Linked DNA regions of Homo sapiens: region 1 is linked to region 2. The links are chromatin loops, found by intact Hi-C in ENCODE. Cell type or tissue: GM12878. All regions are shown on one strand. Links, peaks and the distances in the headings refer to the core of each region. The heading gives the core; the rest is flanking DNA. Region 1 has its middle 55 kb from the start of FST. Region 2 overlaps LINC01033 (long intergenic non-protein coding RNA 1033).

Region 1 (16,834 bases), core at 4,559-12,558, 990 kb after region 2:
CAGGGTATATCTCATTTAATCTTCCCAAGACCACAACAGGGTAATAGTGGCCCATATAAGGATGCTGAGGGTCAAGGTGGTTAATAGTTTGCCCAAGGCCACACAGACAGGAAGTGAAATTCGGACCTACACCTAGGTCTGCTGGCTCCAGAGCTCATGCTCTTCACTATTCTACTTGGTCCCTCATCGGAGAGCAGTGCTTCTTATCAAGGGCAATTTTGCCCCCAGGGACATTTGGCAATGTATGGAGACATTTTGGGTTGTCACAGTTTTGGGGAAGTTGGGGGCTGCTACTGGCATCTGGTGGGAGGGCCAGATATGCTGCTCAACCATGTGCACAGCAGCCACAAAGAATTATCCAGCTCAAAATGGCAGCACTGTTGAGGCTGAGAAACTCCAGCCCAGAAGGATGGTTGTAGCTCAGAAAGTTGGAAATGAAGGACATGTTGATGAGCAAGTTGATGAAAGGATTTCAAACATTCGTGTATTAGGTATTCAATTAAATCTAGCTGTGTCTCCTCTCTTTCTGCCTGAGTGTTACATGAGGCTGAGATGTTGCCCTATATGTTATAATCTAGTTACTGACTTTCTCATGCCTAACTGACTGCATCTTTACAAGAGCCCTCCTTCAAGACCCCAGATGGGTTTACTGCAAGAACGGCTCTTGTGCCAGTTTCTAACCACCTGTTAAGGTGAGGAAGCTTTAGTTCCCCCATTTCTTTCTCTTTTTTCTTTCGGTTTTATTATTATTTTTCTTTTTTTTTTTTATGACCCATTGAGTTCTTGGCAGATCTGTTAGACATTTTCTCCAAGTTTCTCTTTTGAGCCTTTTATCTGAGGGAGGTGGATCTTTGTTTACCCAGACCTGAGTAGAAATTACCAAGACCAGAGGCCACAATGAGGCAGCCATTTTTAGTCACTTTCCACCTGGGCTGAATTTGAGCCAGAAGATAAGAGACAAAATATATCCCATTATCAGCCCCCTAAGCCATCTACTCCCCCTGATTACTCCCACAGATATTCTTGTTTCAATGCCAGTAAGCCCAAATACTCTGTTTGTGGTGGCTTGGAGCCAAAATCCAGGTGTGATATTCCAAAGCATTCTTGTAGAGGAATTTTCAGCTGGTATTTTGTTTACCTGCATTTTTGGCCCATCTCAATCCCTTAGGAGCCAAAAGCTCACAGAACTGTAACATTTCTAACTCTTACCATACCTGTCTATAAAATATGCATGAATACAGACTTTACACAATGGATCTGTGGCCTTTGGTGACCTCTTCATTGCCTTTAACTTTCTTCACGAAATTCCAAGAGACTGTGGAAACACCTCCTATCTTGCTACTGCTCATTAGGAATCTAATACCCTCTCACAAAATGCTCTAGGGTTCTTGGCAAGGAAAAAGAAAGGCTGTAAAATCAAGATATGTTGTTCTTAGGATTACTTTATATATATATTTTTTGAACGCTCAGCTTAAGGCAAACCTGGAAGAAAAGCATAATAATTATACTAGTCATAAATGAATATTACCACCTTATCCATTCTAGAAGAAGATTTAAAAATAATCTAGGTTTGGATTTTGATGTGTTTGGTGTTGGGATCAGTCTTCCCCAATACCTTCCTCTTTACGAAAAGAAGCCATTGTGTTGTTCCTCTCACTTTGGGGCTAGGAGGTATCTGTTCTGGCTCACTCTGTGACTTTCTCCTTTGCTCACCTTGCAAATGTTCTAGGCCTTATCTCTGATGTCTGCCTTGGCCTCTGGGAATGCTGCACAGCACTGGCCATGGGTCAGTAGAGAGAGACTTATGGCAGAAGGCTTGCAGGCAACTTTTTCTCCTACTACCTTTATTGTTTTTCAATCTTGTTTCTGCATCTGTAAAATGCAGATAATGCTACCTGGCTTCTTTGCCCCATACATGAATCAGGAGGACTTTGTCTTATTCATTGTATCTAGAGCAATTCTTGGTGCCTAGGAGCCACATAATAAATATATGCTGAATGAATGAATAAACATCATGTAAAAGTCTCCAATTCTAAATGAATTTAAGGTACTTCTTTTTTGGAGAGTGCATTGCATTTTAAACTAGTCTGTTTTTAGTACATATAGATAAAATAAAAATTTTCAATGATATTTCTGCCCTGGCTTGCTTCCGGCCCTGGGCCATGCAACAATTGGAAAAACACAAGGAATGAGATTATCATAGATTTTTCCATGTAAGTAGTGAGGGGCCCTTCAGAGCATGCAGTATTTTTCCCTTGGCATGGTTTTAGTAGAAAATGCTTATTATTATTTATTATGTATTTCTTAAGGGAAAATGGTATAGAATCTTCATCTAGATTTTTCTGATTTTAAGATTTATATGAAGATGAGAACTAGATTAGGACTTAGGTTCTTACTGAGTCCACTGCACTTGTATTTCCTGCATATGTCAAAGCATGGATACCCGTGGCCTTGGCTTACAGCTCAGGAAGAGTGAAGAACGTACAGCCGATGCCTGCCTCCTGATTCATAAGCATGATGCACACACACACGTTATCAGGACAGTGGCAGCCCATTCAATGGCAAATCCTGGAAAAGTTAAACTTTAGTACTTGTGTATTTTGCTGATTCCCTGTTGCACTTCTGCTGAATCTTAGATAACTTGAGCCTGCATATGTTTTTGTTTAAATGACTCAGGGTAAGTTTCCTTCTTTGAACATCCCTATGATTAAAAATTCAGGCTGGGCACGGTGGCTCACGCCTGTATTCCCAGCACTTTGGGAGGTTGAGGTGGGTGTATCACCTGAGGTGAGGGGTTCCAGACAAGTCTGGCCAACATGGTGAAACCCTGTCTCTGCTAAAAATACAAAAATTAGGTGGGAGTGGTGGTGGGTGCCTGTAATCCCAGCTACTCAGAGGGCTGAGGCATGAAAATCGCTTGAACCTGGGAGGCGGAAGTTGCAGTGAGCCAAGATCGTGCCACTGAACTCCATCCTGGGTGACAGAGCAAGACTCCGTCTCAAGAGAAAAAAAAATAAAAAAAGAAATCGAATGTTATGATATCTTCTGCCATTGGTAATCTGCCTGATCCTTTAAATAAAAACCTCAGGGACACATGAGACTTAGAATTTTTAGAGTTGAGATTTGTTAAAAGATATTTTAGATTTTTTTAAAGAGGCAATGAGGTGCATTTACTATGTAACACTCTCATCTGGGCCTGGACCAGCAGACATAGTCAATAATTAGAAATTCAGGTCAGATTTTGCCACCAAATGAGTTCAAATCAAGTTAGGTTTTGCCACCAAGTGAGTTTAGAAAACAAACAAACAAGTTTTGGTTTTTAGAAACTTTCAGATGTTTGAATTTTGGAAAAGAGACTGCAGACAGGTATTTCAAAACCTCAGTTATTGATTCACTGTATTTTTAAAAGTTCCACTAATAGAGAAACTTAATTTTATTGACAGCCTTGTAGAGAGAGGTAAGCATCTTGCCTTGAGGTACTTTTTTTCTTCACAGAAAGCCTACGGGCGTTTCTGCTCACAGTCATGTGAAAATCAGCTTAATGTATTTCTTGTTGCAGGCTGTTAAAATGGCTTGAATTCCACTAGAGGGCAGTTGGGCCTTATCTCAGTGGACTTTATGGTTACCAGATCTGGTTCTGTCATAATTGGGTAATTTTTGTCACTGACCCCTGTTGGGGCCAAAAAAAAAAAAAAAACCTCCCCGTTGCCCTCTGGAGGCTCACTGAAAATCACCGGGAAAAGGCAGATTAATAGAAGAGAAGGCGTAAAAATTCATTTGATCATAGTTTTAAGTGACATGGGAGCCTTCAAAAGGAAGACTCAAAGATACAGGAGAAAACTGTCCATTTTTGTGTTTAGGTTCAACAAAGTACAGATAGTTGTGTAGAAATGCGATTGGACAAAACAGGTATGATCTAATGCTAACAGACTGAATGGTGAAGCCCAGTAAGGCTTGTTCATCTAGATTCTTCTTGACATCTCTGAGCATGCATTTCTTTCTTCTGTGTATGTGGCAGGGCTCTTTCTGGAATGGGGATCTTATGACCTACAGTCAAATAGGGTAAGTCAGATAATTTATCTATGGCCAGTTTTTACACAGGAAAGTGGGGGAAAACCTGGAGTGGTTTTTAGGTTTTATGGCTGGCTTTGGAGAAAAGGGGTTCTGGCTTCTATGACCTGCCTTGGGGAAGGGGGATTCTAGTTTCTGTGGCTAGCCTCCAAGGAAAATGAGGGGCCAGAGGCAGGAGGGAAGGAAAAAGTCAGAGAGAGCTGCTTCTAAGGCTTTCATGTTGGAGTATTGTTTTCTGAGCCCCATACACCACCACTCATTTCTGTTTCTACTCAGCAGCTGTCTGTCCCACTTGACATCACCTCACATACATCTAGAGGTCAGTGATTTCTGTGCTTACATTTCCAGCCTATGAGGCTGTTCTGAGCTCCTATTCAGAATCTCTAGTTAGCTGTTTGAAAGACCGTTTAGTCTATTGAGGATTGACCTCATGAGCGCCATTGCTTGCCCTCCACCGCATTTCTTGTCTTCCAGTGCTCCATGACTCAGCAAAAGTCAACACCATCCATTTGGTCATGCGAGCCTAGGAATGTAGGCTTCATCCTCGACATTCCCCTTTCCTGCATAATTCCTCATCAAATTCCCTCTACTTTACTTACCAAATATACCCCCATGGTCTGTCTACTTTCCTACATCTCTACCCCTAGCTACCACCTTCTTTTGCCTGGCTATTAGACACCTAACTGGTCTCCTAGCTCTACGCATGCCTCTCTGCCTTCTTCCAAATTTCTCTCTTATTCTCTCTTTCCCCTACTGCCAAGTCTCTAGACTTTTTGATTAATCTCAATTTTTATCTCCACATTTATATATCCCTATCCATTATGAAATATTGTTTTTTTTTAAAAGCATGTGAAAGACCAGTGCACTGAAAACTCAGTTTTCTAAGAGGGTAGTGGTTCATGATATATGTAAGTAGTCCTCACATTGTGTGAGTCCTACATGCATGAATTTAGGTTATTATGAGTTATTTACATAACACCATTTCCCTAATACCAGCCTTCCAACAATAAGTTTCAAATTTTGGATCAATTTCTTAGTAATTTTCTTAGGTATGACTTCCCCTTGGAGATCTGGACAAAAATAAAAAGTGAGCACATGTACATAGATAGCTGTAAGATGCAGAGGGGGTACTAGAAAAAAACACACATCTAATTGGCTGATGGTTTCCTCTGGGAGGGGAGTGGAAATAGGGGTATAAAGAGTTGTTTATCTTTTATTTTTATCTATTCAAACATCTGTACGGTTTGAATCTAAAACAAAAATGTAACCAGGCATTACTTATTAAAGAAAATAGGAAAGAAAGGAGTAAGAATGATAGATTATAAGTGATTTTTAAATCTTTTAACAAATGTCCTCCTGAATTGTTCCAATAATTATTTTTAAGATACTGGAAAGACTCAATCTCCCTAAATATCTCCTTTATATCAATTCCAACACCAGAAATTTGTCATTCATTCAGTGAATATTTTACTGAAGGTGTCTTGCAAACAAAACTCCATGCTAAAATTCCTTTCTTTCTGTCTTTCATAATTCCTTATTAAAATGCAGATACCTCCTCTTCATTCTCCGTGGCTAAGGTGTGAAAACCATCTTCAATAAACACCTTTAGAGATTCTGGCAACTAAGAAAAAAAGGGAGCCTGTTTGTGTTCCTCTATCCATCCATTTATGTAGCCATTATTGAGTATTTCCAGTCACTATGACAAGCTGAGTGAATCTGATGAGCAAGGCAAATTAAAATCTTCTAATTTACCAAACAAAAACAGTAGAAAGAAAAAAATTAAAAAAAGATAATTGCATTTCATAGCTTCATATATACACGCATTAACTTAAAAAAAAAACTGAGAAACGAGAAAAACCACTGAGAAGGCATGGGGCTGGGGGCCACTACACAAGGTAAGGCAGTCAGTGTAAACATCCTACTAAGACTCATAAAGAGAAGAATAACATTTAGCTCAAAATCATTTAAGTTGCTATAATGTCCCCTTCCTCTGTGTCCAACCTGAGTACTCTTTAATAAAGTCTACTTTGCACACATATACCCATATATGGCCCCTCTGGAAAAAAAAAAGAAAAGAAAACAAATGGGATTATGTCTTTGTTATTTGTTAACTTGCTCTTCTCCTTAATTAGATGTAGAAGATTTTCCAAAATGAGTAAAAAGTCTACCTCATTCTTTTTGATGTTGCCTCAGTGTTGCATCATATGGATGCACTATTATTTATTTACCATTTCTTTATTAATGGACATTTGCTTTCTCAATTTTTTTCAATAACAAACCATGCTTTATTGAATCTTCTACTTTTGTGCACATATTGAGTTTTTTTCCCATATGGATTCTTCAAAATGGAATTACTAGATCAAAGAGTATGCACATTTCAAGTTTGGATAGACAATGTCAAATTGAATCAATTTATACTATGAGTGTCCTTTCTACTTGTCAAGATGTAACATTTCAATAATTGTTTAAATTAAATGATGTCCGATAGATGAAAAATATTTTATTGTTTTGGTTTGCATTTCCCTGATATATAGTATAGGTGAAATTCTTTTTATGTGTTTAGTGGAGATTTATATATTTTTGGTCATATCTTTTGCTCAGTTTTATAAACTTTTTTTTTAATTGAGAAGAGCTCTGCAGAGTCATTTGTTTAATTTAATTAAAAAGCATTTATCATCCATTGACATTATGTAGGCATCACACTAGGTGTTGATGTCTCAAAGTTGTACAATATAGAGTCCCTGCCCTCCTAAGGGTGGGGTGGTTGGAGGGAATGCAGATTTGCAAAGAAAATAAAAGCAGTAAGATGTTCATACTGTCATGTTAGACAAACTGCCTACTTAAGAATATTGGATTGCTCAGTCATCTCAGAGGGAGAAAGATTGAAAATAGCATAAAAGTTCAACTCTCTGGTAGCAAACCCGCAATATATTGAAAGTTGCTTACTATGTTTTAGCTTAGTGTTTTATGCTTAAATATGCCTCTTAACATATTTAAGTCAGAAATTACTACTTATAGCAGTTCTGAAGGCCAAAGAACTAAGAACAGTCTTTCAGGTAATTATTTCAATATTGAATGTTTTTTTTTTTTTCCCACTATGTCTTTACTTGCAGTGATGCTGTCACTCAATTGGATCAGAGTTGTTTGACAGCTTCCATGACCTTTCACTACACACATGCAAGGAGCCATACTCAGACCTACACAGATAGAGCCACACAGACACAGCTGCACCAAGTGGCATTATGAGAAAGGACTAGACAGGATGCAACTGTGATGTTACTTAGGTGAGGAGGCCGCTCCAGCTGAAGAGGCTCACAATGAGATTTCTATCTGCCAGAGATTTGAGATCGCTATCTGCCAGTTATGTCAGGGAAGTAATTTAACACATCAGTGCTGCAGTTTAAGATGAACTATAGAGACTTGGGGGAATTAGTAGGATAGTAAGTGCTTGACTTATGTCCAGGAAAAGGGCAGATGTACATCTTGATGGTAAATTATAAAAGTCAACTTGTACAAAAGCCACTGATAATTAATTCTCTTCTTCAATTGGAAAGCAAGATGGGTGGATGAAACTTACTGAGAGTGATCTCCCCTTGGATTTAGGCTGGCAGAAGAGTAGGTAGGCTTATTTCTTTTAAAGCACAATCCCCTTGATACAGGCCAGAAAGGAGATACGGGGTGGGCAGGATTTATTGCTCAGGTCAGTACAGAGAAGCTCAACAGGCCTCCTTTCTGGCTCTGAAACGGTGCTAAGTAAGGGGCCCCAGGGCAGGGGGAGGGTGTCAGAAATATGATAAACCATGAAATATGATAGTACATGCAAAAGCTTGTAAATGGTGAGACAAAAGTCACAAGGAATTATTTTCGGTAAAAAATAGAAATCCTACCTATTGGCATCAAATTTCTGTTATAGAATGGGTTTATAAGCAGCCCTCTGGTTGGAAGAGGATTTCCCTGGAAGCTGTGTTTACACAGCGAACACTTTGTTTTTGTTTAGATCACATGTGGGCTGGGAAGAAAGGAACCCATGTAGATTATGGAGTACTACAACACCCCATGTACTTTCAAAGAGACCCCTGAAGCACCACCACTGAGCCTCACAAATATTTTGTCGAGATAAGCACTGAAAACAAAGATAAACTATGACCGCCATCTTGTGGTGGGATCCACCATTACCAAGTTGGATTGAGTGTGAGGTGGTGGTAGTGGGGGAGGGGCTGAGACACATTTTCTTTTTTCTTTCTTTTTTTTTTTTCACTTGAGGATTCTGGTAGGGACTATAAGGAGAAAACCTCTTGGATACAAAATTTGCCACCCGGCAGGAGAGCTATGTTAGAGGTCTTCCGTTAATTTGATTTAGGTTTCTATGGTGTGGAGAATCTGGAGTAGTTTTGAGAGAGTATTTGTCATTCCTTATCTCCCTGTTCCCAGATCCCTAGCTTGGGAAGGTATTTTTCTCACATTCTCCAGAGTTCAAAGAGCTTACCAAACAACAGAAACCCAAGATTTATTCTTCGATATTATTCCATTATATGCCACACCAGAGCACATTTGTTTTCACAACATTTAATTAGATTTCCCGGAAATGGAAAAGCCATTTGTTTTTTTATGGATTTACTATCAGTCTGAAACCTAAGAACCTTTCCAATATTTTAATACAAACCAGCCATACTGACTTAAATTAAAGGAATATGTTCAAAGTAGAAATAACACTGATAAAAGAGGCTTTTGATATGTCCCTGATAGCACCCAGCCTAACAGGATGACATTTTGGTGAAAGTAAGTAAGATGTAGTATCAAAGGGAAATTTTTCTTTCTTGAAATATTTAAAGCATCATTTGCTTTTCACTTGGCAGAACAATGACAACAGCAACAAAAGAAACCACGTGGCCGTTTTTCACTTTGCAAAGCATTCTTTACAGATGCCTGTCTAGTTGTTCTTGGATGGCTTCAGGGCACTGACACCGCATTCATCTTTGAAAGTTCTCCACCAGGTCCAAATGGCTGCTGTTGATCCCAGGAATGAGTGAACTACACCATGCCTTCCAACGGGTTCAGCGTTTTATTTGTCTGTAATGTGGTAGGCTTAGGAACATATCTGGCTGAAGACGCTTATCTTTCACTGTGTCAGAATCTTTCAGGGCTGCAGCATTCTATGTTTCTAATATCTAGGCAGGAGGACAATCAGATTATAAATTTGGCAGCAGTACCTAGAGTAATGCCTGGCACATGATAGCTGCTGAATGAATGCTCCAAGACCGAAGGATCTAGCTGTTATCTTGAAACCTAGCGATATACTGAAATTCTTGTACTAATGTCTACTTCAGCCCCCTCTCCTAACACATGACCTCAAACTTGGCTCTATTGTCATTTGAGGCTGGATAATTCTGTTACAGGGAGCTGTCTTATGCATTGTAGGATGTTTAGCAGCATTCCTGACCTCTACCCACTAGATGCCAGTAGGATGCTCTAGTTGTAAAAACCAAAAATGTCTTTAGATTTTGACAAATGTCCCCTGGGGGGCAGAAATATCCCCTGGTTGCAAATCACCATCCTAAACTGAGCGTAGTTATGTGGAAGAGATATGGCCTTAGGCATTAGTTGAGTCAGCAGTAGTAAATCATGAAATATGATATGAACACCATGGAAGTGCTCTTCTGACCAACAATACCTCCCCTGCCCTCAGTGTCTCTAGGAAGGATGACCATAAATGTTTTAACTGAGATAGTTTTGCAGAAAGTTGAGAGCAAATGATGAACAATCAATCAGCCAGGGAAATGGTTCCTTTTTGTCTTAAGAAAAAGAACAGTCACTTGGGAGTAATGCAGTCATTTGTAAAAAGCAGGTGTCCAAGAGATAGTGTGTGTAAAGAGGAAAAAATTGGATGGGAAATTAGCAGACTTGCACGCTAATCCTGGGTTGGCTACTGACCAGCTGTGTCCCATAGAGGAGCTCTCTTCACTCGGCTGATAATAAGGGGGCTGAACCAAGTGACCCATAAAGTTCTTTCTCCTGCTCAGGTGTGAAGAAAATCACAGATTTGTTTGTCTAATGAATAGCCCATTATTACGTATTTTTGCAGAGGAGGAGCCATGCTTTGACAGAGTACAAGGCTAGAATCAATGAGGGGTATGGGAAGATAAATTACAGGGTTTAGGGGATGCCGTAATCTAAGACGAAGGTAATGGAGTTTCTGTTGAAAGGAAATAAAGTATGATGAGTATGACACAAAAGCCATAATACATCTTTGCTGCTCTCTCACTCTCTTTCTGTGTGTGTAGGTTGGTGGTAAAGATGCTAGGTGGGCCACAGTTAGCAAGCTAGTCAGCTTCCTCATAGCTCCTCAGGGAGGAGGGTTTGCTCAGAACAGTCTCTCTTGCCAAATGTGAAAACCACGATCATAGGTTACTGTCAGCAATGGGCAATCTTGGAAGTGTATGGAACCTCTCATCAGAGCATTCAATTGATTCAACTGAATTCTCTTATTTTGCTGATACACATGTCAAAACAGTCCATAAATATTACATCTTGTAGAAACCAATGTCATGATTCATTGACTAAAAAAGTAAAATGACCTTGAAAGATTCTGATATTCAATAGCATAGAAGTCAGGGTAGGACAAATCTGGCTGAATTGTAAATGTTTGAAGAGTTTTTCAGCCATTTTGGGTTTGATAGAACAGCAAATTCATTTTATGAAGCAGTCTTACCCTCACTTTCTAAACATGATGTATGTTTGAAAGAAATTCATTCCATATGTTTTTGTTTAATTTTACTTAAATCATCAAAATATTATTTCTTGAGACTTGTTTGATGTCTAAGAAGTATTTAAGTCCTTTGAATAATTTTAAAAATATACATTTTTCCTCTTTAAAACAGGAAATCACTTATTAAAGAGTTTAAATGGGTTTGGACACAAATGAGATTCAGACTTGAAATCCTGACCCTGTAAGATTAGGGAAAGTTTGAAACTTGCCAAAATAGACTCTCCCATTCCTCCCTAAAAGTCAGTACCTTGTGATATCATATTGTCAGCAGAATTACTTGGGCATAGTTCAACAGAATGAAATGTTTTGTTATATTTTTCCTCCCAGTCATAGGGTTCATAACCTCAGTAAACTTTGACTCCCCTCTCTCTCCGTCGCATTGGCCTTCGTATCAGGTAAGTCACTAAATCCTCTACCTCTTTGGTCTGTCTCTCTCTCAGGATTTCCATTGCCTCAACCTCTCTCAAGCTTTTGTCTGGATCCAAGCTTTTGTCTGGATCATAGCATTTGCCCTGTAGCTGGCACCCTCCCTCTGTCTGGTTTCTCCCTGCACCAATCCAATGTGTATGTTGTTGCTTTTTAATCCTCACTAAAACATCACTAAATCTTCCCTAAACAATCACCCTTCCACTATACAACCTTCAGTGGTTCCTAAGGCCCATTGATCCTTTAGTCTTATTTGATGGTTCTCTGCACGCACTGCCCTGGTATATTTTTTCAAACCGCTGGCCAGTGGAGAAGCTCTCCTTATGGTGGCTTGGTTGCTATGTGAACACAACACATGTACACTGGTCTGTGATGCCTTTCTTCCTCGTCTTCCTACTCATTCAGTGAGAACCTGCCAAGTCTCACTTCCTTTCTGATGACTTCTGCCTGTGGGATTACTCCCTCCTGAGAGTTCTTACAGCAATTGTCTCTCTGAGTTGGTTTCTGAGCTTATGCTGCTGCATACAATTCCTTTACTTCATACATGTTTTTGTCTTGCTTCTTTACCAGGACTAGAGACTCAGTTCTCCAGCAGAAGTTCTCCAAGTGTGGTCCCTGGACCATAACATTAGCATCACCTGAGAGTTTGTTAGACCTGTAATTTCTTAGATTCCACCCTAGATTTGCAGAATTAGAAATTCCAGGGGTAGGGGGTAGCACTCTGTATTTTAATTAACAAGCTCTCCAGATGATTCAGGTGCGTGTTCAAATTTGAGAACCAGGATTGTGAAAGAAAGAGACACATCTTAGAGTTCTTGGCATCCTCCACAATGCCAGGACAAAGCTGAAATGTGGAAGTTACTAAAATCCTACCTAACTTGAATTTTAAGACAAGTTTTCAATGACAAGCAAGAAAATAGAAATGCTTTCAAAAGCTATGAAATTTTAAGAAATAAAAAGCTACAATTTCTTACTGATTGCAATGAAGGATCGAATAGCTTACGAGTTTAATGGTAAGCCTCTTGAAGAGAATTTCTTCTTTTTTTTTTTTTGCTTTTTCCTTTCATTAGAATTTTAGTGTTGTCCAGCACTGAGTAGTCAAATGATGCTATTCAGCACACTGTTTCCAACATCCTTAAAACACGAAATCTGTAGTTTAGAGATGATTTTTTTCTTGGAAGGTTGTGTGGTTGGTGGCCATATGTGAGCATGGAGGATAATTTCCTTTTCTTCTCTTTCCCATTAAAGTCCTTTATTACAGTTTGGAACTCTCATATAGAGATGAATGTTGCTGTAGAATAAAAAAATCATGATGTACAGAAAAATGGACCCTTTGGGTATATCTATACACCAAACAGAGGGGAGAATAAATTTAACTTACTGTTTTTAAAGAAATGTAAATATTTCATTGTTTTCTTCTCTGCCCTTGTCCAGTCAAATCGTATACATCCCCAAAATTTATAGACTTTAGTGCTAAGGGAGCCTTAACCCAGTTGTATTTTTTCCACACCCCTCAAAAGAGCATTGTACAGTTAGGGATGAACCATATCAAGTCCCTGGCTCTAGCAGGCCTGTGATTGGGCACTGAGCCAATCTGATAATACTTGCACCCATGAGCCCAGGTAGATGATAGAGGAGTCAAAGAGCTACCTTAACTTCCATTGGTAGTAGTCAGTGAGCCTGGTTATTTTTTTGCTTTCTTTTTTTTTTTTTTTATGTTGTTGTTAAAGACAACAGGTTAGTCAGTGTGGCATTGGAGAAAAGGTTGTGCTTTGAAGTCAGACAAACCTGGGTTTAAATCCCTGTTCTGCCTCTCTAAACTAGCCATTTGTTTCATGTTTGTTTTTCCTTTTCTAATGAGAATCCTAATACCTATCTGCCCTGCAGGGTTGTTGAAAGAGGTATTGATAATGTATGATGTACATGGCCCAAGTTAGATGCTCAGTAAGTGAAATTATTATTATTAGTCTCTGACTAACAATTACTGTTTGTAGTTCTTTTGTTTTTAATTTCAAAGACATAACTTGAATGAAGTAATCCCATTCTTCGCTTTTTTAATTTCAGAGAGCTCTGCTTCTAATTGTTCTTTTCTGATAGTAACTGGGTTGCATTGATGTAAAGTGTATTCAATGATTTTTTCTTTTGCTTTTCCTCTGTTCTTTTTTATTGAAGCTGTACCTCTTGAGTTTCTATGAAGCAGGTGTGTATCTCTATCAATACTATGAAGTCTGTCTAGACCTTCCTTTTTTCATGAGATTAGTATTTGTTGAGTGGTCTCTGCCAGGCTCTGAGGATGCATAAGTGTGCACAGGGAATAGTCAGAGAGCTGAAGTAAAAACTTGTTGTGACTAGAATAATCCTATTGTCCAAATTGTCCCTATAAACTCAGACTTAGGAGTTGTTGAAGCAGGTATATGCCTACATGGTGAAATTTTCCAGGACTAAATAATAGGACATTTCCCCATCTGTTTATAGTAGACCTGGTGCTTCCACCCTGAGAATCAGTGTTTAGTCAAGGCCTTGACTCTTTTATTTGCTGATGAAGGAGAATGTGTGCAAAAAGCTACACTTTTCCCCTGCAGCATTCTCTGAGCACATTAGCAAAATTTCAGTAACAGATCAGCAGCATTACCTTAGTAAAGAATAGGGAACTGACAGAATACACTCATGAAAGATTTGCTTTCGTTGGGGAGGCCATCTGGAGAGGACTGCCAGGACAAAGGCAGCCTGGGACAGGGTGGAAGACCTTGGGCCATTAGGGTCTGTGGTCACCTCCAGGATGACCTCCAGTGATTCTCACTTCTTGTTAGTCACACTCTGTGTTGTTCTCTCCCATTTTGAATAAGGGTTACCTTAGTAACCAATAGTACATTGTGGAAATGACTCCTAAGTGTGACTTCCAGAGGCTTCTGCCTTACTCTATGAGATCCCTCAGATCAACTTCTCTTACGGGAAGCCAGCTGCGATGTCATGAGGACACCCAAACAGCCCCATAGTTTCTTGGGGTAAGGAACTGAGGCCTGCTGCCAGCAACCAGCACCAGTTAGCAGTATGTGAGTGAGCCACGTGGGAAGTGGATTCTTCAGCCCCAATGCAACCTTCAGTGACTGTAACCCCAGCTGACGTTTTGACTCTAACCTTTTGAGGGAGTCTGAGGCGGAACCCACCAAGCTAAGTTCCTAGCCCACAGAAATTGTGTGAGGTAATAAATAATTATTATTTTAAGTCATTAAGTTTTTGGATAATTTGTTAAACAGCAATACATAACTAATACAGAACCCAGCACATGGTGCTAGATTCCTGGAAGAAAAGAGCAACGTTAAAAGAAATATTAAAAGCGTAGATCAGGGAGGCCAAAGAGACATTTTCTTCACGTTTTGCCCCAAAGTGGTATAGTTTACACTTTATAAAGGGGATGTAGTCATGGGGCTGGGAATGGTGGGAGAAAATGAATTCAATAACTAATTCCCAGAGCACCTGGATGAAAGGAAAAAAAGGCAAAACGATGAATGTTAGTTTGGGAAGGACTCCTGGATATGAAGGCTTGGAAATGGATCTTTCAACATCCTGTGAAGTTGTGAAAATTGTTTTGTACTTGAACAACCCTTGGATTTCATCAGACAGTAGGACCACAGTAATGTGGGTAAAAAAAAGTCTCCTGAGATCCTTGAGTCATTCTTTTTTTTCCTCGTACAAGACTCTAGTTAAGGCTACCAAAGACTATCTCACCTTTTACAAGTCAACATGCCAATGAAGGCAGCAGTTTCAAGGCTTGGCAAAAGGTTTCACATTCATTTAAACAAAAGGGGCTCTTTCTAAAATTATCTCTAGCTATATTAAACTATGAATCATGTTTGTACCTCTAGGAAGGACTTAAGTCACATATTAGCATTTAGGGAAGAAGGCTTTGTATTAGAGAGTAAAAAATTTTTAAAAAACAAATTGCTGTCTTACTACATGGTTTTATAACTGTCAACTTTTTATGTGTTTTCAATTGGGGGAAAGGATGAGTTTCTTTGGAAAGGGGCAAGGCAGGAAATCAGTAATGATTCATACCACTTTTTCACATGCTTCTCTGATGAGTTTTAATCACAAATCTGGGTCCACTTGTGTAACAAAAACATTAAAAGAGGGTGTTTTAAACTACGTCTTTTTATTAATCATGTATTTGGTCTTGTAAACAATACACGCAAGCACATCCTTGTTACGTCAGTTGGAAAACAGTGATTAACTAGCTGTTTAGGAGACGGGAGTATCTTGCAATTTTATATGCACTTCTCAAGTAGCTGTGTGTTTTCTCTTGGGTGATTTAATTTGATTTAGGCAAATTAAATTTTAGAATTTAATTGATTTTTAATTTTAATGATCTCTCTCTTCTATGCTTTGCATTTAATGGCATTTTTTAGGACTGCCACAGTAGTCTTTTGAAAAAAGGGCACATTTACTTGAAAGAAATATACTTTGTTATTTCTGAGTCCCTTTGAAATCGCTGAAGATGGTTTTACTTTAGCTTTCCCTTCAGCCTAATTCCCTTTTCCCCTTTGTTTCTATTGGGATGAGGTAATCCTGGGTTTGTAGAGTCTTTTGTGATGGAAATGGCTATGACCACACAGACGCGGCATAATATTTACTTGGAATAAGAGAAAGAGAAATATCAATAGTGCTGCTCACCAAGCATTTGAAAATACGTGTGTCTTTCATTTCCAGAGAGAAAAATACCACTTTGCATGTTCATTATTAATTTGGGTAACTGAAATATAGTGTGTGTTCATAAATTGTGAATCAAAATTGAATGAGAAGAGGAGTGAAATTTAAAAATTAATTATGGCAAGGTCTGAAGTTATGAAGGCCAGATGTATTAACGATGCATTAATATAGTATAAGACATTCATAAGTAAAATAAGGAAGTTATATGGAGCTGAACAAGCTCATCGAACAAATAGGGGTGTATGTGAGTACAGACCCTAGCTTCGTTGTTGTAGCCTGATTCTGAAGAACAGGTCAGCAACCTTTTTCTGTAAAGGGCCAGACAGAAAATATTTTAAGCTTGGAGGCCATAGGCCTCTATCACAACTACTCAGTTTTGCAGTTGTAATAGAAAGCAGCCATGGACAATATGGAAATGAATAGATGTGGCAGTATTTCAATAAAACTTTATTTATAAAAGCAGGCTGCATGCCAGATTTGACTTGGAGACTGTAGTTTGCTGCCTCCTATCCTACAGAACATAATTTTTCTTATTTACTTACTTGTAGACCAATGCATTGGAAAGGGAGTTTGAAGCAGCTTACAAGTACAGGTCGAGCATCCCAAATCTGAAAATCTAAAATCTGAAATGCTCCAAAATCTGCACCTTTTCCAGTGCTGACAAGACATCCAAGGCAAATGCTCATTGGAGCATTTTGGATTTTGAATTTTTGAGTTTCAGATGCTCAACTGGTAAGCAAAAGGCAAATTTCCCAAAATTTGAAAAATCCTTAAAAATGTATATAGCAAGGTCAAGGCACAGTAGGACCTGGAGAGATTTTGTGGGTAGGAATGGAGTGGGCTCCAGCCTATAGTAGATTGAGT
Region 2 (16,834 bases), core at 5,024-13,023:
AAGGAAACCTCTTTTAGTTCAACCAGTGGGATTGTTGGTCAATCAACTGACATACTTTCCATTAGATTGTATTTGTTTTATTCAGTTAGTAGTACTAATTTTACTGTAGTATATACTTTTACAAATGTGGAGTATTTCAACCACTCTGAGTTCAACAAATTTTTGTACATTAGACATTGCAATATTAGAACTTGAAATATATTAAAATAGAAACATTAATTAATTGTATTAGATAACAGTAAATGAACAATTCATTATAGGAAGTATTCCATTTATAACCAGCCTAGGTAACAAATGCTTGGTTATGTCATTGAAATGAACAAATGTTAAATAAGTAAAATTGACATGTAGGAATCCTCACTCATAGAAAAGAGTAATCCTACATATTTTAATCTCAGTACTGGCTCAGGTTGGGTTTTATGAAAGCAGATACTGAGACAAAGTCTGAGGTCCAACTTGTTGATTGGGGATAAACAACTGTGAAAGGAAAGGGAGAAAGAAAGATTGGGCAGAGAGAGAAGTGATGTGGGCCTGACAAGTCTTAGCCACTCCCCTGGGGAGCTCTGGAGCAAGTATTTACTGTTGTGGGTGGATAAGAGGGCAGGTCCTTTATACCCACCTCGCTCAGCCGCCAGATGGACTGCTCATGGAAGGGCAAGGTGCTCTTTGCAGTGGTGGCAGAGTGTGAAGAAGCAGACAGCTGAAACAGTCTGCTGTCACACTGCCTGCAGGTGGACAGCAAGTCCTCCTTGAAAGGGGACCTAGGTGGTGCTTCTCAATGTCTATCACATATGACTTTTTTTTTTTTTTTTTGAGATGAAGTCTCACTCTTGTCACCCAGACTGGAGTGCAATGGTGTGATCTCGGCTCAATGCAACCTCCATCTCCCAGGTTCAAGTGATCCTCCTGCCTCAGCCTCCCAGTAGCTGAGATTACAGGTGCCTGACATCATGCCCAGCTAATTTTTGTATTTTTAGTAGACACATGGTTTCCCCATGTTGGCCGGGCTGGTCTTGAACCCCTGACCTCAGGCGATCCACCCGCCTGGGCCTCCCAAAGTGCTGGGATTATAGGAGTGAGCCACAGCGTCCGACCTGGCATTTTTGAAATTACATTCTAGAGCACCAGCCTTCTACAAAATGTACTGGCAGCGTCCTGAATGTATTTGTCCATGAGGTGCGTATTCACATTCCTCTATCATGGAATCAGACCACATATGTGGGCATATTAAAGTCTTCAAAAAGTCAGTAATCAAACCGGTTTAACATTACTTAACTCATTGGTTACCAGTATTTAACCAGAGGACCTTTTTGGGGAAACTAGTGACATTTCTTGGACCACTAAAAGAAAAAATGCTCTTTAGAACAATGGACTAAGTATCTCAGCTTTCTTTGCATAGAAACTTCACTTCTATCTGATAATAGGAACAATTCCCTGGTTTTGGAAGAAAGGTAAAGTTTTGTTTAACATATTCTCTAAACCTCTAATGAGAAGTCTGGCTTATATTTTCTCCATCTTAATTGCTTTTAAGTGGTAGTAAAATAGAGCAAGTGTGCTAATAACTGCTTTCTGTAACTAATCGCTGTACTTGTAGCTACTGCCTAAAACTTGGTGTTCCAGGAAGAAAGGTACCATAATGCTCACTAGAGCTCCCCAAACCTACACGAATGATCCAGTTCAACACAGGATACTCACACTCACCATGACGCCTGCTGCTTTTCACTTAAAACTTAGAGAAGAGTTAATCACTAGAAGATCATTCATTCAGCTTGCTAAAAGTTGATTTCTCCTGCATCTCTGATCTATATTTGGAGAGTACTAAGAGCACCAAAGTATTGGAGCCACGAAAGAGAAACAAATTTTATGACTTGGTTCAGTGAAGTTGCTAAAGCCATGTTAGTTTTTTGACTGTAACCCAAACATCCCAGACCTCCTATTTTCAAACCTCATGCCCAAGCTGTCTAGTTTGTCTTTAGCCCCACTTTGCCGGATTATTGGCCACCACCTACCCATAGGTGACTTGAGTCTTGAGCAAACCCAATACCCCTTAGGCTTTGGCTTTCCCAGAAATAACCCTGGACATGCAGGGTGGTGTCAGGCACGATTCCTCTTGATGTTATCCTCTGCTCTTCCTGCTGATGTCTGCTGCTCCTAGCTCTTCAGCGAGGCTGCCCCCACTTCCTGAGCACTCCTGGGTTCCACAGCTGCAAATCCCTCCACATGCTGAAGGGGCCATGTGACTTCTGGCCTTATTTCTCCCCAAACACTATATACATGGCATACCACAGAAATAGAGAAAACATCTCTCCAGCTGCTCAGAGGTGACATTTGGCCCTATAAAACTGGAGAAGGCACTGCTTTGTACCCCAGAGTCTCAACAGCTCTTTCAACCACTGCCTAACACCCCTAAATCCAGAAATCAGACCTAGTTTCTGAGGTTGAGCCAGAAAAAAGGGAAATGAAGAAGGTAGTGGTCTTACCACCGTCTTTCCCCTCCAGAGAAATTTCTTCTTTCCCTTTCTTCATGCAAATCACCTATATAATTTGAAGCTATGGGACCAGCAATAACACAACCAGAAGCATAGTGAAGCACAGTGGAGGAATTATACCCCTGCCCACATGGTTCAAAAACAATTTCTTCTCAATGGAAAGAAAAGTCAATTTTTTCTTTTTTTTTCTTTCTTTTCTTTTTTTTTTTTTTGAGATGGAGTCTAGCTCTGTTGGCCAGGCTGGAGTGCAGTGGCATGACCTCAGCTTGCTGCAACCTCTACCTCTCGGGTTCAAGCCATTCTCCCATTCCCCTGCCTCAGCTTCCTGAGTAGCTGGGATTACAGGTGTGTTCCACCATGTCCAGCTAATTTTTGTATTTTTAGTATAGACGGGGTTTCACCATGTTGGCCAGGCTGGTCTCGAACTCCTGACCTCAAGTGATCCACCCACCTTGGACTCCCAAAGTGCTGGTATTACAGACGTGAACCACCGTGTCTGGTCCCCAATATTTTTTGCTTTTGAGGACTCAAAGAGGCTGTTTCCAATAGTTTTTGGAGAAAGGGTGGTTTTTTTGTGGGCATGTCAGCCTGATTTTTCTGTTGATGCCATCCTGCTGCAGGCTGTTGATTCAGAACATTGGATATTCTGTGGCTGATGAGCCAAGTGCCCACTGTGAAGGAGATGATAAACTCATATACAGTGACAGCAACTCAGGATTCTCTTATCAATTCCCTTCCTATCATATAAACCAAGAGAAGTGGCCTATGGGAAAAGTGAGCAGGAAAAACACAATTTAATTTTCAAAGCTTCAAAAGATTAACATGCTACATATTTTTAAAATCCACAACATTAGAAAAAGATATCTGCTTATGCTTCTTGGAAAGAAAGTAGTAACTAAGGTTGACAGTGCCCAGCCTAGAAGTCAGCTGCAGGCAATTCTCTCAAACGCTGACTGGTTTTTGCTTCTCTCTGGGCAAGGGAGCACCAGAGGCTGGCGATACATAGCAGCTTATAAGAAAGGGGAGGCTTTGTGTTAGCCCATCCAATACATGGGCATGGATAGAAAATACCTGGGAAGAAAAGCATGGTGGAAAAGAAATAGATACTAATAGCCCATTAAATCCTTTCTAGTGGTATCTGAAGTGAGTGGAGGCCAAAAAGAGAAACATGACATAAGGGGAAGCCCCTTTGCTGGGGCTCTCAGAAGGCACCAGGCTTCCTAGGATTCTCAGGAAGAGAAGCTCATTAACAGTGTCAGATATCCCAGCTGTAACTTCTAGACATGAGCATCCTCCAACACTGAAGGGTTAAAGGTAAGCAGCCCAATCACTTGTTATCCTGCAATTTCTGTAAACAAAAGCTGATTTTTCTAAAACTTAATGCTAATTTCTACCAAGAAGACAGGAAATATAGCTGACCTCCAAATCTGAAGCTTACCACCTTGCCGTTTCTTATTATGTCTTGTATTATGGCTTCCTATTTCTTTTACACTTCAGTTGGAACTCTGTAAGAGAATGATGTCTTCCGAGTGGCTAAAAATAATTTTGTAGTAATAATAACAGTAGCTAGCTTCTAAGTGCTTAATGTGTTGCTGGCCATATATGAAACTCTTCATTTGCTGCTCTTAGGCTTTACGACGACCTTTTCCAGAATAGAAAATGGAGGCACAGAAAGTTTAAATAGCTTGCTTGCAGGGAGGAAACGTGCAGGGATGGGAACAGTGAAGCCCTACAGTCCATGCTCCTAACCACTGGGCTACACTGTGAAGTGGCTATTTACCCCCAATCTCCAACTACTCCATATAAGATTAGAGAACTCAGCCAGGTGCACTGGCTCATACCTGTAATCCCAGCATTTTGGGAGGCCAAGGCGGGTGGGTCACTTGAGGTCAGGAGTTTGAGACCAGTCTGGCTAACATGGCAAAATCTCGTCTCTACTTAAAATACAAAAATTAGCGGGGTGTGGTGGTGGGCACCTGTAATCCCAGCTACTCAGGAGGCTGAGGTTGGAGAATGGCTTGAACCCGGGAGGTGAAGGTTGCAGTGAGCCAAGGTCATGCCACTGCACTCCAGCCTGGGTGACAGAGCAAGACTCCATCTAAAAAAAAAAAAAAAAAAAAAGATTAAAGGACTATGCCTGGAAGTGCCATGAAAATGGAGGAAAATGCCAGGCGGTTGGCACAGGCATTTCGTGAAAACTTCTAGAAATAAAATAAGGGGGAATGTATGTTTAAAATACACACACAAAACCAATTTTCAGATGGTAAGAGGTGGTTTGAAATAATCAGTTCTGAGTGTGTATTTTAAACTCATATTCCACCCCTGCCACCCATTTTATTTCCAGAAGTTCCCATGAAACGTGTGTGCCAACTGCACTATCACGGTACTTCTAGGCATAGTCCCCTACTCTTACATGGGGTGGGTGGGGACGTGGAGGTGCAAACAGTGAATCAGGAAAAGCAAAACCTACTGGAGCAAATGCCATCTAGAACTAGTTACTTCCATTTTAGATACATTTGAATGTCATTTCATTTTTTTGTCTTGAACAAAATATATTTATTACCTTATAGTCTAGGATGCAATATGGTCCATTAACCAAGTAATTAAAACCAGTTGTGATGAGTTAAGTAAAGGGGACTCACAAAAAAGCAGATGAAAATGCTTAAGACTGTGATATGGCCAGAAGTGAGCTGTGAGGTACAGTGAACAAATTCAAAACTTATTTTTTTTCTCCAATCCTCCTTTTTTGAATTTGAGAAAAAAATGCTAGAAGGAATAAGAAATGGATCATAGATAATTTGTGTAGGTGAAAATGTAATTTACCTCAAATCATTATTATGAGTAAACACTTCTTTGGGGCAACAATATTGTTTTCTCAGAATGTCTGCCAAGTGTGTTGATATTTCTGAAATCCAACCTTAACCTGTCATTTTCTTTCTTTAATTTCCTAGACTCAATATTCCCCTCCACCATCTCTAATTCCCTTCCACCTTATATACGCTGTCTCTCCCTAAAGGGTGTGAAAATGGAATGAGTGCATTCTTCTTTCCTTCTCATTCATATTAAATAATGAACTAAGGAATTTTACGATAAATCATTTATAAAGAAGAAATAGAAACCATATTAATAGCATTTTTTTACCATAAATCTTAATCAGAATGTTAACGCCCGGCAAACATAGATGACATCTAAACTATAAGAAAAACCATGTAAGTTTGCCTGATTTTTTACATAGAAGCAACAAGAATATTACTTTATGATATGGGTCTTCTTAAGTTTACTTTTCTGGAAGTTACCATAGGGATCTCAGATGGACTTTTAAAAGCCTTTATTATTTGCTATTTCAAGGCTTTGGTTCTTAGCCAAGCTGAAGAATTTCTCTCTACCTGATTTTACCAGTAGCATCTATAATCAGCAAATTCCTCTGTCCTTGAGTTCCCTAAAATACCCTACCCTTCCTGTCCTTCCCAGCGTTGATCTTCCTTACTTACCTGTAGACAGCCTACAAGCCAGGTACCACATCAGCTTCCCTGGGAGAATTTTCCTAGTGTTGGTTCTTTAGTTCCTCAAAATTGTCTGATCGTACCTGATTAAATGAACATCTTTCCCAAATATGACATTCCAGGCAAGGCCTTAATTACATAACCAATTTTTCCAATTATGGTCTGGTAAACAAAGAACAGTTTCTTATTGAATATTTGCTAATAAGTATATTGCCATGAAAAGTAAGAATACTTGATAATAGTTTGTGAATTCAAGCGGTAGGTGGAAAGGGTCAGTGAGAAAAATATATTATTTAAAAATATTTTATTACTGTTTACAAAAGCAAATGGATAAGGAGTTATGGGGTTACAGATAGCTTAAGAAAGAATTTCCTTATATATCCAGAAAATACAGCATTAAAACAATATCAACAATATTCCAAACACATAACTTCAATCATCCCTCTATTCATTCATTCATTCCTATGTAATTAATTCTTGTTCTGCGGTAGCTTGGGTTAGCAGTTTTATGAAGCCTTCTGCTTCTCCATTAGAGTTCTGAAAATCCTGACTCAATCCTCAGGGACAGACTAAAAGTTGCTAAGCACAGAAGCCTATATGAAAGAGTCTATTTTTAGAAGTGTCAATAGTTTAAAAGTACATGGTACAGTTCTTTTCCATCAGTTTCTGAGGTAGTCATTATTTGAAGGCAGCAACTCTGGAGGGTAGCTGATTGCCGAGTCTTCAGGAAAGCATTAGAGGAAAACACACCCCATCTGTAGATGATAAAGTCTTAAAACAACGTGGTAAGTTGATTACTGATTATTTTCAAAGTGAAAGGCCTGATGAGCGTTCATAGCAAGAATAATGCAACTGACAAGAAAGTTTGGTTATTTCTGTGGCATGCAAAATAAAAGTTTTAGACAAAATGTCTATAGGGACAACTAGCCAATTTTCAATGTCTACAAGGACTATGATTAGCCAGTTTTCCATGTCAGTATGTGTTACAATTGATTAAAAAGAATGAAAATAATTTTTACATGTAATAATCTTGAGACAAAATATACCAAGAGTATGTTAAGACTATACCAATATGAATATTTCAAGAATATCAATTAGAGATTCAGCAAGTCTAGAGTGAGTCCTAAATATCTACATTTTAGTAAAACTTCACAGCTAAGTCTAACATGCATCCCCAGTTAAAAACCACTGGCCAAGAAGCTGCTAGTTTCAAATTAAATAAGTAATTTTGTGGCCAAGTTTCATATAATAAAATGATGACTGATTACCCTATAGGGTTTTTGACTGACATCATCAGACAACTACAACTGATAAGTATAGGAAACCTCATCAGAATTATTTCATATTATTTCAGTGTTTTCCTTGAGGTTCAAATATATTAAAAATAAAGGCATCGGCAAATCTCCGGGGACTTTTCATGAAGCACAGAATTTCTAAAGTGTTACATTGGTAACATTTTACCTATGCAAATGTGCAAGATTTAACCCACCTAAAGAAAACAGCATGATCGGTTCTTGCTCTCCCCCTCCCCCTCCCCCTCTCCCTCCCCCTCCCTCCCTCCCTCTCCCTCTCCCTCTCCACGGTCTCCCTCTGATGCCCAGCGGAAGCTGGACTGTACTGCTGCCATCTCTGCTCACTGCAGCCTCCCTGCCTGATTCTCCTGCCTCAGCCTGCTGAGTGCCTCCGATTGCAGGCGCGCGCCGCCACGCCTGACTGGTTTTCGTATTTTTTTGGTGGAGACGGGGTTTCGCTGTGTTGGCCGGGCTGGTCTCCAGCTCCTAACCAAGAGTGATCTGCCAGCCTCGGCCTCCCAAGGTGCCGGGATTGCAGACGGAGTCTCGTTCACTCAGTGCTCAATGTTGCCCAGGCTGGAGTGCAGTGGCGTGATCTCGGCTCGCTACAACCTCCACCTCCCAGCCGCCTGCCTTGGCCTCCCAAAGTGCCGAGATTGCAGCCTCTGCCTGGCCGCCACCCCGTCTGGGAAGTGAGGAGCGTCTCTGCCTGGCCGCCCATCGTCTGGGATGTGAGGAGCCCCTCTGCCCGGCTGCCCAGTCTGGGAAGTGAGGAGCGCCTCTTCCCGGCCGCCATCCCGTCTAGGAAGTGAGGAGCGTCTCTGCCCGGCCGCCCATCGTCTGAGATGTGGGGAGCGCCTCTGCCCCACCACCCCGTCTGGGATGTGAGGAGCGCCTCTGCCCGGCCGCGACCCCGTCTGGGAGGTGAGGAGCGTCTGTGCCCGGCCGCCCCGTCTGAGAAGTGAGGAGCCCCTCCGCCCGGCAGCCGCCCCGTCTGAGAAGTGAGGAGCCCCTCTGCCCGGCGGCCGCCCCTTCTGGGAAGTGAGGAGCCCCTCTGCCAGGCCACCACCCCGTCTGGGAGGTGTACCCAACAGCTCATTGAGAACGGGCCATGATGACAATGGCGGTTTTGTCGAATAGAAAAGGGGGAAATGTGGGGAAAAGATAGAGAAATCAGACTGTTGCTGTGTCTGTGTAGAAAGAAGTAGACATAGGAGACTCCATTTCGTTCTATACTAAGAAAACTTCTACTGCCTTAGGATGCTGTTGATCTATGACCTTACCCCCAACCCGGTGCTCTCTGAAACACGTGCCATGTCCACTCAGGGTTAAATGGATTAAGGGCGGTGCAAGATGTGCTTTGTTAAACAGATGCTTGAAGGCAGCATGCTCGTTAAGAGTCATCACCACTCCCTAATCTCAAGTACCCAGGGACACAAACACTGCGGAAGGCCGCAGGGACCTCGGCCTAGGAAAACCAGAGACCTTTGTTCACTTGTTTATCTGCTGACCTTCCCTCCACTATTGTCCTATGACCCTGCCAAATCCCCCTCTGCGAGAAACACCCAAGAATGATCAATTAAAAAAACAAAACAAACAAACAAAAAAAAACAGCATGATCTTCTCTCTGTAGGTAATGAATGAATAATACAATTTTAAAGTTAAGAATTACTCATATTGCTTAGTAACAAAAACAAAATCCAATTTATGTTAATACATTGAAAAATAGATACAAAGTTAATATTCAACACAAAAAAAGTGAGTTCTGCGTTAGATCTCTGCAGAGCTGCCACTAGAGGGCACTATAAACAGATTACAGAATAAATCCCCTGGACCTTGTCTTTTTTGGTACAGAGCTTGACTGTTGAATCTTAAACTGTTAGTAACAGTAAGAAGGTACACATCTTTGAGACTTGGTGAATGTGTAACCTCATATCTAGTTGCCACACCAGCTCCATGGATATTATTTAGGGGATTTCTGCCAGGGATGGAGGTGCAGAAAGTCATGTTGGAGGACTCCCTCTTGTGCAACATTAAACTAGAGCCTTCACCTCAGGCTTCAATTACTTTAATAGCTTTTCAAATATTATACTACATATATAATATAGTATAATATATCTATATTTCCTTATTAAACCTTAGGCTAAGTACACAAATGTATATTATTCTCTAATTTTCTATTGCATTATATATGTATATAACATATGTATACATTATATATATATAATTATATATATTATATATTAACATTATATATATAATATATATTATATATTATATATATTGTATATTATATATATTATATATATTGTATATTATATATATTATATATATTGTATATTATATATATTATATATATTATATATTTTTATATATTATATATATTATATATATTATATATTTTTATATATTATATATATTATATGTATATTATATAATATACATATACTATATATGTATATTATACATGTATACTATGTATAATATATACATAGTATACATATACATATATTATATATAATACAATAGCAAATTAGAGAATAATATACTTATTCTCTAATTTATGTACTTACCCTAAGGTTTAATAAGGAGATATAGATATTTGCTTCAGATACAATCATGGGTTGCTTAACAACAGAAACTTATTCTGAGAAATGCATCGTTAGGTGATTTCATCATTGTGTGAACATCATAGAGTGTACTTATACAAACCAAAATAGTAGAGCCTACGACACACCTAGGCCACATGGTGTAGCCCATTGCTCCTAGGCTACAATCCTGCACAGCATGTTACTGTGCTGAATACTGTAGGCAATTTAACAGTGGTATTTGTATATGTAAATATATCTAAACATAGAAAAGGTACAGTAAAAAGACAGTACTATAATCTTATGGGACCATGTCATATGTGTAGTCCATTGGCCAAAATGTTATCATGTGGTATACGATTGTATTTTTAAGAAATAAAAGACTCTACAGATACAACAAAAGGCTTTTGAACGCTCTCTCAGTTCTATTGCTTCCCTCCCTCTCTGTTTAACAATTTCAGATTAAACCACTATTTTGAAATTGATATGTGTACTTCCCACCCTATGTTTAATATCTACACTACATAGAAGGAGGTACTGTTCATATTATGTTCTATTGTTATGTTCCAAGGGACATTGTTCTTTCCTTCCATTTGGATTGTTTTCTTGATCCTTGCTACTGATTTGGAAATTTTTTGTTTTCTTTCTACTCTTTTAGTATATATTTTTGGGCTAGTAAACATGTTACATCATTTAATGACCTCAGAGTCTTAAATATGGTCTTCCCTACTCCCATTCTTCATGTCATCTATCATTTGTTCTTTTGTTTTTTCATCATTACTCATCACCTATAAATATTTTTGCCTTATGTTTGAGTGTTGGTAGTGGGAGGAGCATCTCTCTCCATCAGCTCAATTCACTGGGTTGTTGTAATTCCACAGATAACCTTCTAATTGGTCTTCTCTCCAACCCACTGAACACCACTAATTTTTGTGAAGTATAGTTTTTTCATTATACCTCTTTACCACCTGTGAACATTATACTACTTTCTAGCTCAAGTGCTCATTTATTATGTTTGGAACCATATAATATGTCCCATCCTATCCTTTCTAACTTGTCTCACTGTTTCCAACATGAATCCCCTAGTCTAGATCATGATCCTTCCTCACTGGTCCACAATACCCTGTGTTGATTGATACACTTGTGCTTTTTATTATGCCTATAGGCAATTCTTTCTCTTCTTTTTCTCTATCCTAATCCTATATTTCTTCCTAAATCTGTTTAAGGTCCAGTTTGTGAGAGAGTCTTATCCTAGTTACTCCATATCTATTCATCTTTATCTCTTTTCTCATCTTTTAAGACTCTAAAAGTCTATAATCCAATTTTACATTGATCATATCATCTTTTTTAAACCCTATTTTTTTTAAAGGATCAGTCCCTCTTGATTAGAAAACAGAGTTGGTTGTTTATTGGTTGTTTCGTTTAACTGACAGATACAATAAGTATTTATTAATTTGAGTTCAATTTTAAAACACTTTAGCAATTAAATACAAAACATTTGTATTCTGTTTGTAGAGAGTTTACTGGGCGAGCTCTGTCAGTGATTTCCAATTAAATCAGGGCTATCTCCCTTCCTTGTTAATTTACATCACTGTTACAGTCATTCAGATATCAAGTGAGAATGTATGCACAAGTTTCTGTGCTGTGAATCATGGAGAAAGGCAGAGACACTGGTTACAAAAGCCCACCTATCCATTAAATGTCACACACAAGAGGTGGTAGAATTTGGACTCAGACTGTCTCAGTTTGAATCTCAGTTCAACCACCTCCTGGCTATATGACCTTACCAAGCTCTTATTCTCCATGCCTTAGTTTGATGTATAAATAAAGACAAATGGCCAACCTCCTGGTGCAGTGTTCACTGGGAAACACTAATGGATACAGGAAAATAAATACAGTATGCCACCCTCCCCCATCTGAGTTTTCACTTGCTATGAACAACCACAGTCCAAAAATATTACATACAATAAGATATTTTGAGACAAACAATGTTCACGTTAACTTTTATTATAGTATGTTGTTATAATTCTTCTATTTTATTATTAGTTATTGTTATTAGTCTCTGCCTAATCTATTATATAAATTAAATTTTATCATAGGTATATATATGAAAAAACATAGTATATGTAGGGTTTGGTATTATTTATGGTTTCAAGCATCCACTGGGGGTCTTGGAATGCATCCCCCTCAGATAAGGGGGCACTAGTGTAGGTGTGTGAGTCTCCAAGTAAGTCAAAGACAGCACATAGCAATCTGGTCTTCCTGGATGTCAGACTTCAGGAGAGCGGACTCCCCGCCTTGCCTTGTGTTGCTTTTAAGCTGCATGATTAGGAAAGTCCAGGCCCTTCCTTGGTGTGACCAATACCAGGATGGAATACACCAGCAACATGATGGGGTAGGAGTTTGCCTCCAGCCCTATCCTTCCAGCTCAGCACTGGCAGTTGAGGTTAGCACCAGGGAGCTGGTGTGCAAAGCAGTGGCAGGATCTACCACCTGAACTTTCATGGTTGGGGAAGCCCCAGCCCCTGCCTGGCAAGAAAAGGACTCAGGCTGTCTGGATTCTAATTTCTGTTCAACCACATACTGGCAAGACTTGTGGGCAAGCCTTGCTTTGGGCTACAAGCCAGAGTTTAAGGCAATTCATTCTGATTGGTTTCCAGGGTATCCTGGGGCAAGTTACCTCCTTTTTCTGGAAGGCCAGCCTGTAGGGGATCATGAGACCAATTAACTCCTACTTCTCACTTTCCTTATCTGTAACAGGGATAATAATACTACCTACCCCCAGGGGGTTGGTGTGAGTTTAAATGGTTTAAACATATAGTATGCATAAGAGTGGGTGGTACATGCTAAGGGCTCAATAAGCATTATGTCTTATGTGTGCATTTAATTACAACACAAGTGCCTTTGAAGAGATACTATCCTATGTGAGTTCAGAGTGAATCACTAACTGGAATTACCAGAAATATTTATCTACATCAGTCCATAGTTGGTGTCCCCTCAAATCTGCTTATGCAGAATTGCATACCTTGTTGTGAGCCTCACTGTCTGGATTCTACACTCTGCCTTTTCTATCTGTTTGTTTTGATGTCTAGAGCCTGAGGCCCATCCACATTCTCTAAACTTCACTTCTGCTGGCTTGTCTGAATGACTAAGCCTCACTGTTCCTCACAGACATCCCAGATCTCCTGGGGACCTTAGCTTCACCCAAGGCTCTGCTACTGCGACTACTCTTTGTCTTAGTGAACCCTAGAATCTTTTATTAACCCTAGACTGAACTTTACTGTGGATAAACCTCATATATATATATATATGTTTTTTGTTGTTGTTGTTTGTTTTTGTTTTGAGACAGGATCTCTCTGTGTCACCAAGGCTAGAGTGCAGTGGAGCAATCATAGGTCACTGCAGCCTCAACTTCCTAGACCTAACCAATCCTCCCACCTCTGCCTCCCAAGCAGCTGGGACTACAGGTGTATATAACCACACCTGGCTAATTTTTGTTTTTGTATTTGTATTTTGGTAGAGATAGGATTTCTCCATGTTGCCCAGGCTGGTCTTGAACTCCTAGGCTCAAGCAATCCTCCTGCCTCAGCCTTTCAAAGTGTTGGGATTATACGCATGAGCCGCCACACCCGGCTGAATCAGCCATTTAATCAAACTGTGTTTATCCTCTCTCCCTCTAAAGCCCTGCCCTTAACCTTCCCTTCTTTTATCTTTGACCCTTAAACCAGGCTCTACCACCTGATGTAACTTGTTTTTATGCTTTCTAGCCTCTCCATTTTTCACCTCTTATAGCATTCTTTTGTGAATAATAAAACCAAATCATAATATTTTATGAAACATTATAAGGTACACAGTAGTTGTTAAAGGATGAGTAAGACAGAATTCTTGCTATGTAGGAATTTACAGCTTATAGGAGACATAAAATATAACAATGCTCATAATACTCCTTTATTATCCTTTCAATATCCATGGGATCTCTAGTGATGTCTCTCCTCTTCCATTTCTGATATTAGTACAGCCAGCCTTCCATCTTCATGGGTTCCCCATTCATAAAATCAACCAGCCATGGATCAAAAGTATTTTTTGAAAAGCAAAAATAAAAATAGAATAAAATAATACAGATTTTAAAACAGTACATTGTAACAATTATTTACATAGCATTTACATTGTGTGAGGTATTAAAAGTAATCTAGAGATGATTTAAAGCATGAGAGAAGATGTGTGTAGGCTATATGTAAATACTGTGCCATTTTATGTAAGAGATTTGAGCATCCATAAATTTTGGTATCCATGTTGGGTCCTGGAACAATTCCCCAGGGATATCATGGGACAACTCTAATTTGTGTCTTCTCTTTTTTTCTTGGCCTAGAGAGTAACCAATTTTAATATTCTTTTTAAAGAACTAACTTTTGATTTTGTCTATTAATTTCCTATTTTCCATTTCACTGATTTCTGCTCTAATTCTTCATTGTCTTTTCTTCTCCTTATTTGGCATTTGGTTTGCTCTTATTTTTAAGTTTTCTAAAATAGAAGTTTAGATTATTGTAGATCTTTCTTCCTTTCTAGTTTATGTATTCAATGCTATAGATTTCCTTCCAAGTACTGTTTTTGCTGCATTATGCAAATTTTAATGAGTTGTATTATCATTTTCATTTAGTTTGAAACATTTTTTAAGTTCTCTTGAGATTTTTTTCTTATCCATATATTATTTAGAAGAGTGTTTCTTAATCTCCAAGTATTTGGGATTTTCTAGCTATCCTTCAGTTATTATTTTTTCATCAGCAGGAGCTGAGGCCTCTATCTTTCTGTTATTGATTTCTAGTTTAATTACAATGTGGTCTGAAAGCAGATGTGTGATTTCTAGTCTTTTAAACTGTTAAGGTGCATTTTATGGCCTAGAATGTGGTGTATTATGGTGAATGTTCCATGTGAGCTTGAGAAGAATGTGTAAGGTGAAACAGTCTACCGATATCAATCATATCTAGTTGATTGGTACTGCTACTGAGTTCAGCTATGTCCTCACTGATTTCCTGCCTGCTGGATCTGTCCATTTCTTATTAAGGTGTGTTGGATTCTCCAGCTATGATACTGGATTTATCTATTTCTCCTTGCACTTTTATCTGTTTCTGCCTCACTCATTTTAGTGCTCTGTTGTTAGCCACACACACGCTAAGAATAATTAAGTCTTCTTGCACTGTTTACACCTTTATCATTAGTTAATCCCCCTCTTTAAACCTGATAATTTTTCTTGTGGTGAAAAAATATAACAATATAAATTTCTTTATAATAGAAGTGTGTAGGGGGCAGCCAAGAAGTATAATTCCCACTGAAAAAGGGATGCATGGGTAAGAACTTATTTTTTATCGTTTATCATGTGCCAGGTACTGGGTCTAAGAAACGGGGGCAGGGATTGTTTCTTTAGGCATGACACGATTGGAGGCTGGATGCATGAAGTTGGTAGCAATAAATAAGAAAAAAGCTTGTGTCTATATGTGCTTTGTATATCTAGTCTATCTACCTACTTATCTATCTGTCTCTCTTGCTGAATCAGTTCAGAATGAATGAGGCATTATGACATTTTATTCCTTAATAGTTCAATGTACATCTAAAAAAAAAACAAAAAAACTGAGCATTCTCTGATCTCACAAGACAATTACATCTAACAATCAACAGTAATTCTCTAATCTACTCTGTACTTGTCGTGCTTTATTCTCCCTTTGCCTTCTACCTCCAGATGCATTCTCCACTTTTTTCTGTTTTGCTCTCAGCTCCAAAAGGCTTATTTCTACAGACTGCCATGGGTGGCCAGGACTCCAACTGGGGTCAGCCAACTGGAGGCACCTACAAGGCATCAGAGGCCAATGGTGAGCCCTGGCAAGAGATCAGAGGGTGGGAGAGTGGCTGGGATACTCTCTCTGCTCCTCCCTGCTGAGTTCCTTGTCCGGTACTGGCTGCATCTGCCACTGTATCCCTTGTGAAGCTGTACTCTGTTCAGCAGCTCCAGCTGTGACTAGACACTCATAACTGCCCCCATGCCTGCTCCTTTGGGTCTAACAGCAGTTGGTGACAGCTTCCCTGCTGCGCCCTGGGTGCCTCAGCACCCCCTATTGATTCCATTAGCTCTGCCTACATCCCTCAATAGTCCCTTCTTTAACTGATTCATGATTAAGTTCTTTTGAGTTTGCCATCGGTTTCCTGCGAGGACCCTGCCTGATATTTGAATATTCCATATTCAAAATTCACCATTAACCCAAAGTGTTTTTAAAGCTTTTTTAAAAACCAAAATCCACTCAAGAATCCCATGTTGAATTGGTTTTGCCTGTTTAGTCCCTTAACCTAGCTCCTCTTCCTTTTTTCCTTGTCATTAACTTTTTTTTTTGAGACCAGAACAGCTGTCTTATTCTGTCCCATATTCTGAATGTGTTCAAGTGTACCTTAATTTGTTCTTCTCTGCTTTGAATTTCCTTTAACTTGAATCTAATCCAGCCTTTAGATTCCATTTCCATCTTAAACATTATCTCTTAAATATTATTGACAGGTGCTGTCATATAATTTATAAAGCATTACCTCAGAAGTCACACAGCATCATTAATAGTGGGACAATCAGATAGTAAGTTACCTAGTGATAATAGCCATATTTCTCCATGGTAAAGGGTACTTTTTCCTCCGTTTGCTATAAACAAGTAATAGCAAATTACTTGTTATTTTAAGGGTGATACTTTGGTGCTTTTTGAATATCTGGTTCTCTGTTGACTGTTCAACTAACAGTTTTAGCATTCATTATTGATCCTTGTTTGGATTGATTATTTCATAATGTCTTGCAAAAATATTTTCTATTTCCATCATTATTTCTACATTTATTATCTAGCATTCTTTTGTATACAAAAGCTTTAGTTTAATAACGGGAGCTATTTATTTTTCCTGACTACAGGTGTTACGTAAAAGCAGAATAATCCCTAATT

The links. A loop is a pair of places that touch in the nucleus more often than their neighbours do. Peaks named below come from ENCODE experiments on the same cell type or tissue, not always from the same donor. Only the 100,000 strongest peaks of a DNase experiment are listed, where the experiment ranks them.
Region 1: it touches region 2 in a loop (3.0-fold over the local background); 2 of 110 quality-filtered maps call a loop at or near these places.

What each region holds. Positions count from the first base shown.
Region 1 is chr5:53,417,593-53,434,426 of GRCh38, reverse strand. No RefSeq gene overlaps it. Among named protein-coding and RNA genes, the nearest start is that of FST, 55 kb to the left of the region's middle. RefSeq lists an enhancer at 8,114-8,408 and a silencer at 11,634-11,928. In GM12878, for the core only: a CTCF peak has its summit at 8,227 (motif pointing left); a DNase peak (open chromatin) is centred at 11,681.
Region 2 is chr5:54,412,090-54,428,923 of GRCh38, reverse strand. It overlaps LINC01033 (long intergenic non-protein coding RNA 1033), which reads right to left. Exons shown (of 5, transcript NR_126379.1): 5 at 13,799-13,902. Among named protein-coding and RNA genes, the nearest start is that of HSPB3, 35 kb to the left of the region's middle. In GM12878, for the core only: a CTCF peak has its summit at 9,071 (motif pointing right); no DNase peak of the experiment used is centred there.